Regions from separate parts of the Homo sapiens genome. Here region 2 is linked to region 1. Evidence: chromatin contacts called from ENCODE Hi-C or POLR2A ChIA-PET data. All regions are on one chromosome and are shown on one strand. The core of a region is the stretch at or near the end of the contact, and the rest is flanking DNA. Distances in the headings are between cores, read along the strand shown. Region 1 overlaps TSPAN5 (tetraspanin 5). Region 2 overlaps TSPAN5 (tetraspanin 5).

Region 1 (7,235 bases), core at 2,064-4,563:
CTCATTTAATCCTCCCAGTAACCCTTTAAGATGTCTGCACTATTATTTTTCACATTATTCTGATGAGGACATCGAGGCACAGAGGGGTTGTGTGACTTGCCTGCAATCTTGGTTGTGTGCTCAGAAATAGTCTTTTTGAGACTGAAGATATTCTGGTTATGTGTAATACACAGTACAACTCAAAGACTGTGAAATAGTTCATAGACAAATTATCCATTCTTTGCCACTTTAGAGTAATTATGCTTATTGTTTCTGTTTCAGGATAATATGTGTGTGTTTATAAGCATTTTTTCCTTTTTATTTAATTGCAGTAACATATACATAAATAACTATGATGGCTAGTTTTGAACTCATTTAAAAACAAGTAAATTTATGCTTTGATAAGCTAAGGTACATTCAAAGCATTCCCATTTCCAAAGCAAAGTGTTTTCAGTTAAAGATTATAGATGTTGCCTTTTGCCAGGGATGCTTGTGAGAATGTCATTTAGAGAAATCTTAAAGTAATTTATCCATAATATTAACTTAGCATGCCTTCTCTCTGCAATGTACAATGTATCATAGGACAATGTATGATACAGCTCAGTTTTGATATATCAGCAAGTTGAGTAGTAATTTTTGTTTGTTTGTTTTAGTTGTTTTAAAAGCTGGTGTTGCAGATTCCTATGCTTAGAAGGACCAGGCAGAAAATAAGCCATTAAGGGTGCTGGGAATGCAATAGGGAGTGATGGGGAGTGTGGTAAAGGGGTCAGCAATGCTTCTGCCATGCCTATCAGGGAGCTGGTTTCCATTAGCTGTTGGTTGACCCAGGAATCTGTACCTGTGTTGCCAGATCTAACCATTTTCCAGGAGAGGCTGGAACTTCATATTTAAAAAATGAGAATTTGTCAACTTTAATAATTTGGAAGAAAATTCAAATTAAACCAATACCAGGCAGTGTGGTGTACCCCACATTACAGAGGAAAGTAGGGGACTTGGGAGGTACATGAGTCAATCTATAGATGCTCCTGTTGTCATGTTAAACTTGTGCTTGCTTTCAGTTGCTGTTAACATTTTGGGTCCACTGTATCTAGACATGTCCTTCAAAAGTTGCATGTAAGTTAATTTTTTTTTCTGTATTTAAAAAATGGCCCCACAAACACTAGTCTAGATGTTGAAAAAAACCCTTATACCTTATTATGGAGACTTCTGATGAGTCCTTTTGTACAGTGAACAATCACTTGCTGTATTTACGTTTGTACTTTTGTGTTTAAAATGGGGAATGGTGTTAGATATTGCATACTGCTTGAGTTAAGGAGGTCGTTAACCAGGAATGCTTTGGATTACTCAGATTATTATTGCACTGGTGTTTGTTGTAATGGAATTTGACCTGTCAGGGGAGCTGTAGATGTTTGGATGAGTGTTCAGTCCTTAATACTGTTATCTAAATTCTAGGCATGTTGCCTGTAACTTCCAGTTTCAAAAAATCTATGTCAATCTGTTCTTTTATAACCTAGTGCTGTTGTTTTTTTCCCTCTTGTTTTATATTTAATCATTCTCTTTGGCTCACAACAGCAGTCCAGTCCAAAGATTTACTTTTTCTATTTTCAACCCCATCATTATTTTTGTGTAAAAAGTATGTTTTGAGTTACAGCAATTCATGGAGATCAAGCTTCTACTCTGTAGGGAGAAGAGAGATGTCATTTACTACAGAGTTTATACACACAAATGTTCTGCTGCATGCTGTGTTCCCACTGAAATCCAGGGGGTTTATTTGCATTTATACTTAAAGAAGAATGACCGTATTTGGCTGACTCTAAGCCAAGATGATACAGGCCCAAAGTTTTTCATGGAGGAATGGGGGAGTAAGGGAAATAGGAACATTTGGAAGAAATAGTTGTTGTTTTTCCCTGTTTTATTCAGTGGGCATTTTATTCACAGATCATTTGATGCATTGCATTTACTCGTGTTATTCTGGTTCCTTTTGTGTTTTTTTTTTCCTTTTGAAACAACTTCACACTTACAGGAAAATGGCAAAAATACTAAAATAAGAACTCCTATAAACCTTCACTGATAAAATCCCTTCAGTTTTCTCCAGTTATCCCAGTAACGTCCTTTATAGCAAAAGGATCCGGTTCAGGATCACTCATACCCAGCTGTCATATCTTTCCAGTCTCCTTCATTCTAGAAGCATTCTTCATTCTTCCTTCATCTTTCATGACACTGACACTTTTAATTACAGGCCAGCTGATGTGTAGAATGTCCTTCCTTTTCTTAGGAGATGTTTTCTGTCCTTCCTTGAAAACCCCACTAGTGTTACCTGCCACGAGGAGAGCTAGGCGCTCTGCCCCCTACCCCAAGCTGGTTGCTCTCTCTTACAATGCTTCATTAATCAAGTACCCTTTTTTGGAGCATTGATGATATTCATTCATCCTTTTAGCCAGTAAATATTTTTTGATGTCTATTACGTGCCAAATGGGATACATTTAAGAACAAAGCAGACCAAAAAAAAAAAAAAAAAAAAAACCTGCTCTCATGAAGCTTACATTTTAGTGGAGGGTAACAGATAACCAACAAGAAAAAATAAGTAAAACAGCAAGTACATTAGATCATTAGATAGTGATAAACGCTAAAGAGGATCGAATCAGGCAGGAAAAGGGATGGGCAGGTTCTTGATAAAGTGGCCAGGGAAGGCCTCCCACACTAGTGATTGTGGAGCAGGAACCCCAAGGAAGGGAAGGAACAGGCTGTGGGGCTAGCTGCAGGAAAGCGGTCCCGGCAGAGGGAGCCTGTAGGGGTGAAGGTTCTGCTGCACCAGGTGGGCCAGGGGTGAGGAGGAGGCGGTCTGGTGGCTGGAGCCAAGCAGGAGGGGAGAGGAGAGTGGTAGGAAATGAGTCAGAAAGGCAGAGCAGGGAGATTATTCTAGGCTTGTTGCCACTGAGGGAGATGAGAAACTCTGGGGGAATTTTGAGCAGAGAAGTTACATGATCTGACTTATGCCTTAAAAATCCTTTTGTTGTTTACGGAATAAGCAGGTATGTAGGGATGGGGTCAAGGTTAGAAGCAGAGAGATCAATTTAAGATCAATTATGGGAGGTTATGATAAGCCCTTTGTGTATCTGTTTGTCCTATTAGCACATAAAGGGGACTCAGTGGTCTTCAACCTTTAGAATACATAAGATGTACCTGGGCTGTTCGTGAGTGATGCAGATTTCTTCACTGGGAAACCAGCATGTACCTGGGCTGTTCGTGAGTGATGCAGATTTCTTCACTGGGAAACCAGCATTCATTAGATCTCACCTGTGTTGTCAACAGCCAGCCCCAGGTGATTCTCATGTGGATGGTCCTTGAACAACATGTTGATGTTGATAAATATAGTAACAAGTGAGGAATGAGTGAATAATTGGTTTATGGAAAATCCTTTAGAGATACTTAGTTATGAAGTGTTTCCACTCATTGCTTTATTTCTCATAAACATAGTACTCAACTTAAAAATATGTGGTAGTATAAATTTTCTCTTAAAACTTACCTGGCACAGAAAGATCTAATAAGCAAAGTGATTTTTTTTTTTCCAAGAGAAGATGTGTATTTGATGAAATAAACATACTACTCTGACATACTATTTTCTTGCTTTTAAACGTGGTTTTCAGAAGGAATGAATAAATGCTACTAATAGGGTTCATTCATAAAGAAGCAATTAAATGTATTCAAGAGGAAATTGGTTTCAGGGAGTAGGTCGGATGAAGCCATTTAAAGATAGTAATAGCAAGTGAGTCGTATTTTAGAGTGGACCAGATCTGGCTTGACATTTCATTGCACCAGAGGTTCACAGGAAGGAAGGGGTTTGGCCCTCTGGCCCTGGAAATATGTAAAGGGCAAAACATAACAGACTTTTGTTTTTTCTCTTTGGTGAAGTAACGTCAATCTTGCATGGGTAATCTTGAGTTGAACATGAAAATAAGTCTTACCTTGATTAACTGGGTAAAATCTTGGTCAGTTTCATGGGCTTTGGAACCAAAGTGGCTCCAAATTCTGCTCGGAACTATCAGTGTGACTGGGCAACTCACATCACCTTCATTTCCTTATAAGCGGGAAATAATACCTGCTTCACAAGCTCATTGTAAGGATTGAGAGTTAATCCATTTATGTCTGAGGTTGCAATTTTTTGAATTTTTGCAATCAGACCTTGGCAACCACCTTGAGCAGAAGGGTATAAAAAACTCCCACATGCTTAGCGTTCCAGTAATGGAACACTAGGCATAAATAACTACTGCCCATAGGGCTCTTACAGAATTGTCTGGTGTATTATAAGCACTCAACAATTATTAGCTTTTTCTCCTCCTCCCTTTCCTATTATTGTTGTTGTTATTATCATTATTATGTTTCAGTGCTTTCAAATCGTATTTTGCCTTTTGGAATCCTACAAATTTTCAATGATGGTTTTTTTGGGATTGGTTGTGTCTAAAAATACGTTCATTAATGCCTCTCTGTATAGGAGGAATCTAAAGTCTTAAGTGTGGCGTTAGTCTTGTGTATTTATGATCACTTCCTGGAAGTAGGCTGCCATCACTTATGTAACATTGACTTTCTTTCCCTCTATCAAAGAGAAGCTCAGACTTGCTTCAGGGAAGTATGTTGAGAATTAATGAATAAGTTAATGTTTGTGGCTCTACCCCATTAACTACTAATTAATGTAAGTTACTGCTCTTATAGTTCTCCAAGTACTATCGTCATACTGATTCTCTGAACTAGGGACAGGGACATTGAGAAGACTTTTTCTTATGTACTGTGGGGAAGCAGTGTTTTGTAAAATTTTTGCTCTTGCTTTTACAACAGAGTATCACTCCGTATCTAAAATTTTACACCTCCTCTACAAAACAAACAAACAAAAAACACAGAAAAACCCAACCTAGATTAAATCAAGTAACTTCTTATGGAGCTCTTAGTAATGAAATGTTACTTATGTTAATACGTATTTTTTTTTCCTCTGGGAAACCATTACTTTCATTCTTGACTTTATCTCCTCATCATTATGCTGCACTTAGTCTGTACTTGGCAATAATGTTCTAAAAGCTCTCATAACAGTTCCATGAAGGCATAGTGTGGTAGAGGCAGTCCTAGCGTTGTGGTTTGTTTTTTTTTTTAAAGGTTTGTATTTCAATTCTGTGTTTCTAAAGGTAAGATTTGGATCTTCTGCCCCTGAACTTTTGTCTGTAAAACAGGGATGGTAATAACTTCTATTTGGGTTTTTGTAAGGCTTTGGAATAACATATATGTCAAATACCAGGCCTGAATACCAGCAAATGTGGCTGATTGTGACTAATGCAATGATTTTATTACTTTTTTTCAATATGATTCAATTTGGTAATATAATTAGAACCAATTTCATAGTTTCATATAAAGCAAAAGAAGGTATTTATAGGGTCCTAACATCAATCATATTTCCACCTGACATAGGCTTACCTTAAATAACTAATATCCAAACTTACTCTGGGAGGACACCTCTTCTGTAAATGGATAAAATTGAACTTTTCAAAGTACGTGAATACAGAGGAAACATGGAATTGTATATATGTATGTGTGCATGTGTTGTTTTCAAATAAAGTAACTCACTGTAATGAATTACAGTGAATTTTAAATTTCCCAATTTTGTATTAATGTTGAAAGCCACCAAAGGAGTAAGGGATGGGTTGTATCTCAAAAAGGCCACCGGCCTGAGCTAAAACTGTTTCCTATACTCTTCTAAAGGCAATGTTTATTTAATCCCAAGAGTCCTTTGTTCTCATGATTACAAAGTTAAAATTTAATTATTTGCATTGTAGACTTGAAAGGATTAGCTACACTCGTGATTGATATGTAAAGAGAGTTTTATAATCTCTGGAACTATGGCTTTTGAGGAACAAAATAATTTAAGCTATAATTTTGAAGTGGGACAGAGGATATTATTACAGGTTTATTCATAGGATTCTCATCTTTTGATTGGACTCTAATTAAATACCTTCTTGTCAGCAGGGAGGGTGTGTGGAGGAATTATGATTCTCCTGCTTTAATCGTTGTTGATTTCTTAGTGATACTTTGAAGTGGCATCCAACTGTCTTCTCCAGCTTTCAGACCCTTTGATGAAACAATAGAAACTTGTTAAGTACATGACCAGATTCTTTTCATGCAGTTCCCTTGGGGGAGGTCTATTTTAAATTAGATAGGTTTGATGTCCAGTCTGAAAAGCATTTATTCACCAGTTCTGATAACAGGTCAAGTAGTTTAACCTCTTACACATAAGACTAAGGGAATTAAAACCTTTCCTTTCCACCACCACTACCCTCCCCTCCCCTAAAAAAGGAAAGGAATTTTAAAAAGGAAAAATGTAGAAAGAAGTAAAATGGTGTTTATCCTTTTTTGTTAAAATGTCACAATTTAGACCATTTACAAATCTGTTTCTTATTACAAAATGATGAGTCTCTTTTGTCTTTGCTCAGTCTCCTTCCTCTTAGTCCACCAATATTATAATTTTGTTAAATTCTGCTTATCACACTCCTTCCTGCAGACACGTTTTCTTCTGTCCCACCACTCATTTTCAGAGCTCCTAAAAGTTCAGAAGCCCCTCTTTTCTATACTTTGCACTTTCTCTCATGGAATCTCTTCCATGCCCATGACCTGCTGAGTCTCAAAGTTTAACTCCAGAGCTGACTGACCTCATTTTTAAGCCTCAGACTGACTGTCCTACCTGACATGTCCTCTTGAATGTTTTAAAAGTCATGTCAGACCCATCGGTTCAAAACTGAACTCATGTTCTCTCATGAATGCTGGTTTCTATGACTTTTTTTCTAAGCACAACTCAATATCTCATTTGCTTGAAGCCCTCCAGAGAACCCTCAGACATTGCTGATGGGAATGAAAATGGCGCAACCACTGTGGAAAGTGTTTTGGTGGACCCCCAAAAAAGTTAAAGAATTACCATATGACTCATCAGTTTTACCCCTAGGTATACATTTCCAAAAGAATTGAAAACAGGTGTTCAAATAAAATGTGTGCATGAGGCTGGATGCAGTGGTTTATGCCTGTAATCCCAGCACTTTGGGGATCTGAGGCGGGTGGATCACTTGAGGCCAGGAGTTCGAGACCAGTCTGGGCAACAGGCTAATTTGTCTCTATGAAAAATACAGAAATTAGCCAGGCATAGTAGTGGGCACCTGTAATCCCAGCTACTTGTGAGGCTGAGGCACGAGAATCATTTGAACCTGGGAGGCAGAGGTTGCAGT
Region 2 (6,301 bases), core at 3,680-6,179, 38 kb after region 1:
GGGAGGGATAGCATTGGGAGATATACCTAATGCTAGACGACACATTAGTGGGTGCAGCGCACCAGCATGGCACATGTATACATATGTAACTAACCTGCACAATGTGCACATGTACCCTAAAACTTAGAGTATAATAAAAAAAAAAAAAAAAAAAACAAAAAACAGAGATCCCTTAGTTAGGTAAACCAGGCCCTTTCTGATTGGTTGCTGTGAATCTCCTGGTTTTTTGAATACTGGCTCATTTTGAAGTTCAGTTTCATTATGTGGCACCGAACAGGAGCGATTCCATACTGGTTCTGTCTGGTCTTTTGGGGCCTAGAGCACAGCCTCAGCCCTAAACAATGGCTTCTCTTCCACTTTGTTTAACAGTTCTCTGAACTCTTTCAAATTAACGTTTCCGTATGGCATGAGATAAAGGTAATGGTTCATTTGTTCTCCATGTGGCTATCTAGTTGTTATAACACTATTTATTGAAAAGTGTATCTTTTCTTTATTGAATTACTATCATATCTTGTTAAAAATCGAGGATATGTGTGTAGGTCAATTTCTGGATTCTCCATTCTGTTCCATTGATCTCTTGGCCATATACCACACTGTCTTGATTACTGTAGCATTATAATAAATCTTTAAATAAGGGAGTATAAGTCCTTCAACATTGTTCTTTTTAAAAATTCTTTTGGCTATTTTTGGTTCTTACCATTTTCACATAAATTTTATAGTTTGTCAAGATTTAGCAAAAGCCCTGTGGCAGTTTTGATTGGAATTGCATTAAACTTATAGATAAATGATGACTAATGGGAACGTAATGCATGTCAAAATATGTAAGCACATGTAATTTAAATATTTCTGGTAGACACATTAAAAAGAAAAAAAACCATGAAATTAATGTTAATAATTATTTTATTTACCCCAATATATGAAAACATCAACCTGTAATCAATATAAAAACATTGATATGATATTTTATTCTTTTTTTGTACTAAGTCATTGAAATCTGGTGTGTTTTTACACTTACAGCACACCTTAGTCACCTTAGTCTGAATTAAGATTCAGACTAGCCACATATCAAGTGTTTAGTAGCCTCATGTGGCTCATGGATACCATACTGAACAAAATAACTATAGATCAATTTGGAGATAATTGTCAAATAAATAGTATTTAGTATTCTTAACAAAAAATGAATTTAAAAGTGTATTATTAAGTGTCTTATTTATCTAAACAGGTATTAGTGTACAGTTCTTGCATGTACTTTGTTAAATTTATTCCTAAGTACTTCAGGTTTTTGCGTGCTGTTATTAATGGTATTGTTTTTCATGTTTTAGTTTTTAATTGTTCATTGCAACTTATATAAATAATTGAATTTTGCGTATTGGCCTGGTATATTCTGCAACTTATTGAAAGTGTTTACTAGCTCTGGTATGTTATTTTGTTGACACTTTAGAACTTCCTACCTAAAAAAAATATGTCTGTAAATAAAAGCAGTTTTCACTTATTAAAAAAAAAAAACAAAAAAACAAAAAAAAGGAAAAGCATGGCAGGGCAAAGTTGCTCATTTCTATTGGGCTATGACTGGGAACCAAGAGTTAGGGAAGTTGGTTTCCTACTTGATGTACACACCAGTCTTTGAGGTTTACTGATTACAGGTACCCAAAGTGTGTGTTCCTGCTTGCCTTCTCAGGTTCCTGTGTGGATGGATGGTTATCTTAATGCTGGTAATTAGGCTAAAGGAGCCATTTCACCCTTGTGGGGTCTTAGTGAGCTGATAATAGACTAGTCTTGGAGTTCAGTTGACCTGTGTTCAGAACATGACACTGATCAGCACTGTGACCTCGGACAAGTTAATTCATCTCTCTCTCTCTCTTTTTTTTTTTTTTTTGAGACAGTCTCGCTCTGTCGCCCAGGCTGGAGTGCAGTGATGCAACCTCGGCTCACTGCAACCTCTGCCTCCCGGATTCAAGTGATTCTCCTGCCTCAGCCTCCTGAGTAGCTGGGACTACAGGCACATGCCACCACACCTGGCTAATTTTTTGTATTTTTAGTAGAGACGGGGTTTCAGCGTGTTAGCCAGGATGGTCTCGATCTCCTGACCTCGTGATCTGCCCACCTCGGCCTCCCAAAGTGCTGGGATTACAGGAGTGAGCAACCACGCCTGGCCAATTCATCTCTTGAGCCTTAGTGTCCTCACCTGTAAGATGGGAATATCCACTTTACAGAGTTTTCTGGAAAATTAGATGAGATGAAATAAGTGAGAGTCATAGGTGTTGTGCCTGGCACATCATAGGCACTTGGTAAACCTGAGTTCATTTCCTTCCTTTATTGGGCAGCTTCCTGGCTCAGGTCCCTATTTCACATAAATTGTATGCCTAGCAGCACCCTATTCATTTTATAAATTGAATATGAGAATCAGATGATAAGAGTTTGGGACCATCTTTAGCAGATGGTTTTTGTTAAAGGTACCTTTTGAAGTGGGGGTAGTGCCGTTTCATTTCATGGTCTGTGTTGTGTACCTTTGCAGCATGTCTTTGTGATATGCAGTGATGTGACTGGAATTTCGTACAGTAGGATGGGATACTGAAAGTAAATCTGATCATTGGTAGCACCTTTCCTGTAATTACAGCACAGGAGAGAGGTAGTGTGACTATGTAAATAGAGCTAGAAGTGCTATTGAAATAACTCAGCAGATTCTTTAAAGAGAAAAAGGGGAGAAAAACCCCACCACCTTCCACAGAGACATTCCCATGCTAGGCCTGCACTGACACTGCAACACCAGATAGACGATTCAGTTTATTTTGCTCCAACATTTTACGCGTTGGTCAGAGAAAATGGTTTTCATTAACACAAGGTAATGAAAAATTTTGTGCCATGGTATCATGTTTGTAAAAAGCTTAATTACATTGTTGCTGTTTCTGTTTTGAACCTAATTCTGGTAGTCTGCGCGTAGCTGGCGTGCCAGTTCCGGGTTGTGGGTCTAGGCAGTTGGAGAAAAGAAGCAATTATCCAGTTAATGTAAAGAATCCTGCTAAGGAGGAAAGAAAGGTGCCCCTCATGCCCTCATCAGTCACTCCAATTGGTGTTTATAGGGAATTAAGTTCTCTGGTAATTGCCCTCCTTCCCTTTCCTTTGTCTGCTAGGGCCATCATCACAGGCCTTAAGTGAACAACTCTGGGAGTATTTCCGGCCTCTTCTCTAAGTCAGGCCAGTAATGCAGCTGTTAAGCACTGACATCTGGGTCTCAGTCATGCTTCCAGACCAGGATTGTTCTTAGTTCCAGGAGATTAATTGACCCATAAGAAATATTATAATGCAAATATATGTTTGCGCCAATTTGCTGACCAGTGCTTGCTATCCTGGAATTCACAGTGTGGCAGAATACAACTGTCTGGCATTAAGGATAACCTAGGTCTTGTTTCCACTTGTTTCCAGCATGTACTAATCTAGGGTGAACTTTCTTCACACGTAGAGAGCATCAAAGAGGAAGGTGTTGAAGCAGGAGCCCTGGATTAGGGATCAGGAGTGTGGAGTCTGGTTCCAACACTGTCACATTTCTGCTGTGTGTCCCTTTCCAGGCCCTTAACCTGTGCTGGGCCTCAGTTTTCTCATGTATAGAATGCAGTAATCATAGCTTAATTTCTAGCCAGCTTTCTAGGGTTGTTAATCTATCCTTTTATCAAAAGGATAAAATGATATGTTATAAATGAAGACACCTTAAAAAACAAAGCACTCTGCAAACGTAAGATGTTATTAAATGTAAACTCAATGACATTATTTCAACATTCACATTAGAGAAACAACATTTGAAGTCTTCTAGGCCACACACAAGTTATTGTAGAGCTTAAATTTCTCTTTGGTGAAGTTCTTTTAGGACAGATAAATATGCCTCAGGGCCAGCTTATCTCTTTGAACATCGTAACTGGATATTCTTTGGCTTCCTTTTTCCATTATTTAATCTTACTAAATTTCTCTTTTATTTTGAAGCATTGGGAATAATGAGAAAACTGGAAGATTTCAACAATAATGAGTGGAAATAATATGAAGGACCTATGGGAAGAGAGAATAAATTATATTAAATATATTCAAAGCAAAAGATGAGAAAAGACATTCTTTAAAAAATAGTGATAATGTTAAAATATCTTTTTTAGAAGTAATAGACTTGGGAACAGAAAAGGGATGTTGTTAACTTTTTTTTTTTTTGAACCGAAGTTAACACCCAGCACTGTCCTTTCTTTACTTAGCGAAACATACGGTGGAAACAGATTTCTGTGATCTTCTGCGGTCTCTGTTACTGGCCACCCCATTCATGTGACATCGGCACACTTGGCTCATTTAAAAGGCTTCTCAGTGATGTCTTGAAAGCCTAATCCTTTTTCATTTTATCTCTTTCATCCTGCAGGCCATGATGAAGTTAATTCGTTTTAACTTTCCGAGACACAACCACTTTTACAAAACAGGAAAATGAAAGGACTCTGAAAAGTGTGACACAGAATATCTAGTTTGCAGAATAGACTGTGCAGGGCGGGAGGATGGCCGACGACGGGTTTCATTTAGGAACTCAAAGTGAAAGGACAGGGCAAGAAGTGTAGTGAACACCTTCAGGGAAATGCCGAAGAGACCAACTGTTATTTGAAAACTTGGATAGGTTTTGGGGCCCCAGATCCAAGCACCTTGTTTTGTTGTTGTTGTTGTTGTTGCTGTTTTTGAGACGGAGTCTTGTTCTGTCACCAGGCTGGAGTGCAGTGGCATGATCTTGGCTCACTGCTGCCTTCGCCTCCTCAGTTCAAGCGATTCCCCTGCCCCAGCCTCCTGAGAAGCTGGGACTACAGGCACGCACCACCATGCCCAGCTAATTTTTTTGTATTTTAGTAGAGACAGGGTTTCACCATATTGGTCAGGATGGTCTCAATCTCCTGACCTCGTGATCTGCCCGCCTCAGCCTCCTAAAGTGCTGGGATTACAGGCATGAGCCACTGCGCCCGGCCAGCACCTTGGTGTTTATGGAGATGGCGATGTGCCTTGCTTCACTGGGGTATGGATGGGCGGAGTTTCTGTTCCAGACTTGCTTGTCTTCCCCAACCCTGCCTACCTTCTTTAGAGGAGGAAATATATGTTCAGTCTTCATGGAGCTAAGAAAAAGCCAGACAGCCGAGGAAGAAGCTAATAATTAGGCTTCTTTGGAAGGTATGAGACAAATTGGCAGCATGGTCACCCGGGAAAACACAGTGGGGCTTTGTCTGCAACTAAGAACTCTAGAAATCATGGTGTCTGGATACCACGGGGTTTAAGCTGTGGAAGCCTCAGCCTGCGTGTGGAAGCTGGGCTTTCTAATTGGATCACTGGCACACACAGTGCTGTTGCTTCTTCTCTGCCCATGTCCCCCAGAGCATCTATCTGCTTTTGTTACTGCATTGTTATGAATGCCCTTCTTTGGCGCCCTCCACTTTTCCTGAAGGCAGGCTGGGAAGCAGCCCTTGGCATGTGTGATGGCTGCGCTGCATGCTGGCCATCGAAGGATGTCCATCCAAGGAAAAGCTGCTCTCCCTCAGCCCTCACCCTTGGCTTTTGCCCCACCCTGCCTCCCAACTGCCGGTGCATTCAATTCCCTGCCTTTGTCCAAGGGGCAGGACAGGGCACGACCACTTTGGCTCCCCTTTTCCCTTTGGAAGCCAAAGTCACTCCTCCAGCTTCAGAACTGTGAGTTTCTTGTGCATGCCGCTGGCTTGGTGGGAATATGAGAATGGGAACTCTAACTCTCACTGTGTGAAGAGTTGGCAAGGGTGCATGTGCACGCTATTGTGTGTTATCTGTAAGAGAACTGCAAAAACAAGTGTCTAGAATTAGATTCAGTGCTTCAGGACCCCCTCTCCTTTCTCCATTTAGATTCCTCAACAGAAGCTGCTTTTCGCTTGATTAACTGTAACAAACTCTCTTTGGAGTTTTGTATTTTGGAAACTGCATTGCCAAAGGAAAATCATTATGTCTGCTGTAAAAGCCCCAAATAAATTCCTCCTAGGGTAAATGGAGGAAAAAGAATAGAAGGGTTTAATCTATCATCTTGCCTATTAGTGAAATACTTAGTGACCTAGTTCATTTACATATTAAATGTGCTAGACCTATTTGTGCCTTCTTTTTTTTTAACTTGTTACCTTGGAAACCATGCCCTGGCTCAGAAATTACACAAGGCCAACAGCAAATCTGCAGTCTGGTTTCTTCACACAGACAAGTCAGTTAATGGGGAAAGGTTAGATTGTCCCAAAATGTCTTCAGTCGTTAGTAGAAAAAGGAGAGGAAGGAGAAAAAGTGAGAA

The links. Hi-C counts contacts between places; a loop is a spot of excess contacts on that map. ChIA-PET counts read pairs that join two places held with the same protein, here RNA polymerase II (POLR2A). Pooled maps may share reads with other maps.
Region 2: a map of mammary epithelial cell shows a loop between it and region 1 (6-fold over the local background). The contact joins two enhancer-like sites. A Hi-C loop is called at or near these places in 3 of 168 maps with a recorded cell type or tissue (CD8-positive, alpha-beta T cell, PC-3 and mammary epithelial cell) and 3 of 50 pooled maps. POLR2A ChIA-PET finds 5 or more read pairs at or near these places in 4 of 52 experiments (AG04450, H1, WTC11 and 1 more).

The regions. Positions count from the first base shown.
Region 1 is chr4:98,622,154-98,629,388 of GRCh38, reverse strand. All of the region lies in intron 1 of TSPAN5 (tetraspanin 5), which reads left to right. Among named protein-coding and RNA genes, the nearest start is that of TSPAN5, 33 kb to the left of the region's middle. Within about 2 kb of position 3,313, at least 11 of the 41 ENCODE cell types and tissues checked have a DNase peak (open chromatin) inside an H3K27ac peak, as active enhancers do.
Region 2 is chr4:98,586,283-98,592,583 of GRCh38, reverse strand. The region is part of intron 1 of TSPAN5 (tetraspanin 5); the gene reads left to right. Among named protein-coding and RNA genes, the nearest start is that of TSPAN5, 69 kb to the left of the region's middle. Within about 2 kb of position 4,929, at least 4 of the 41 ENCODE cell types and tissues checked have a DNase peak (open chromatin) inside an H3K27ac peak, as active enhancers do.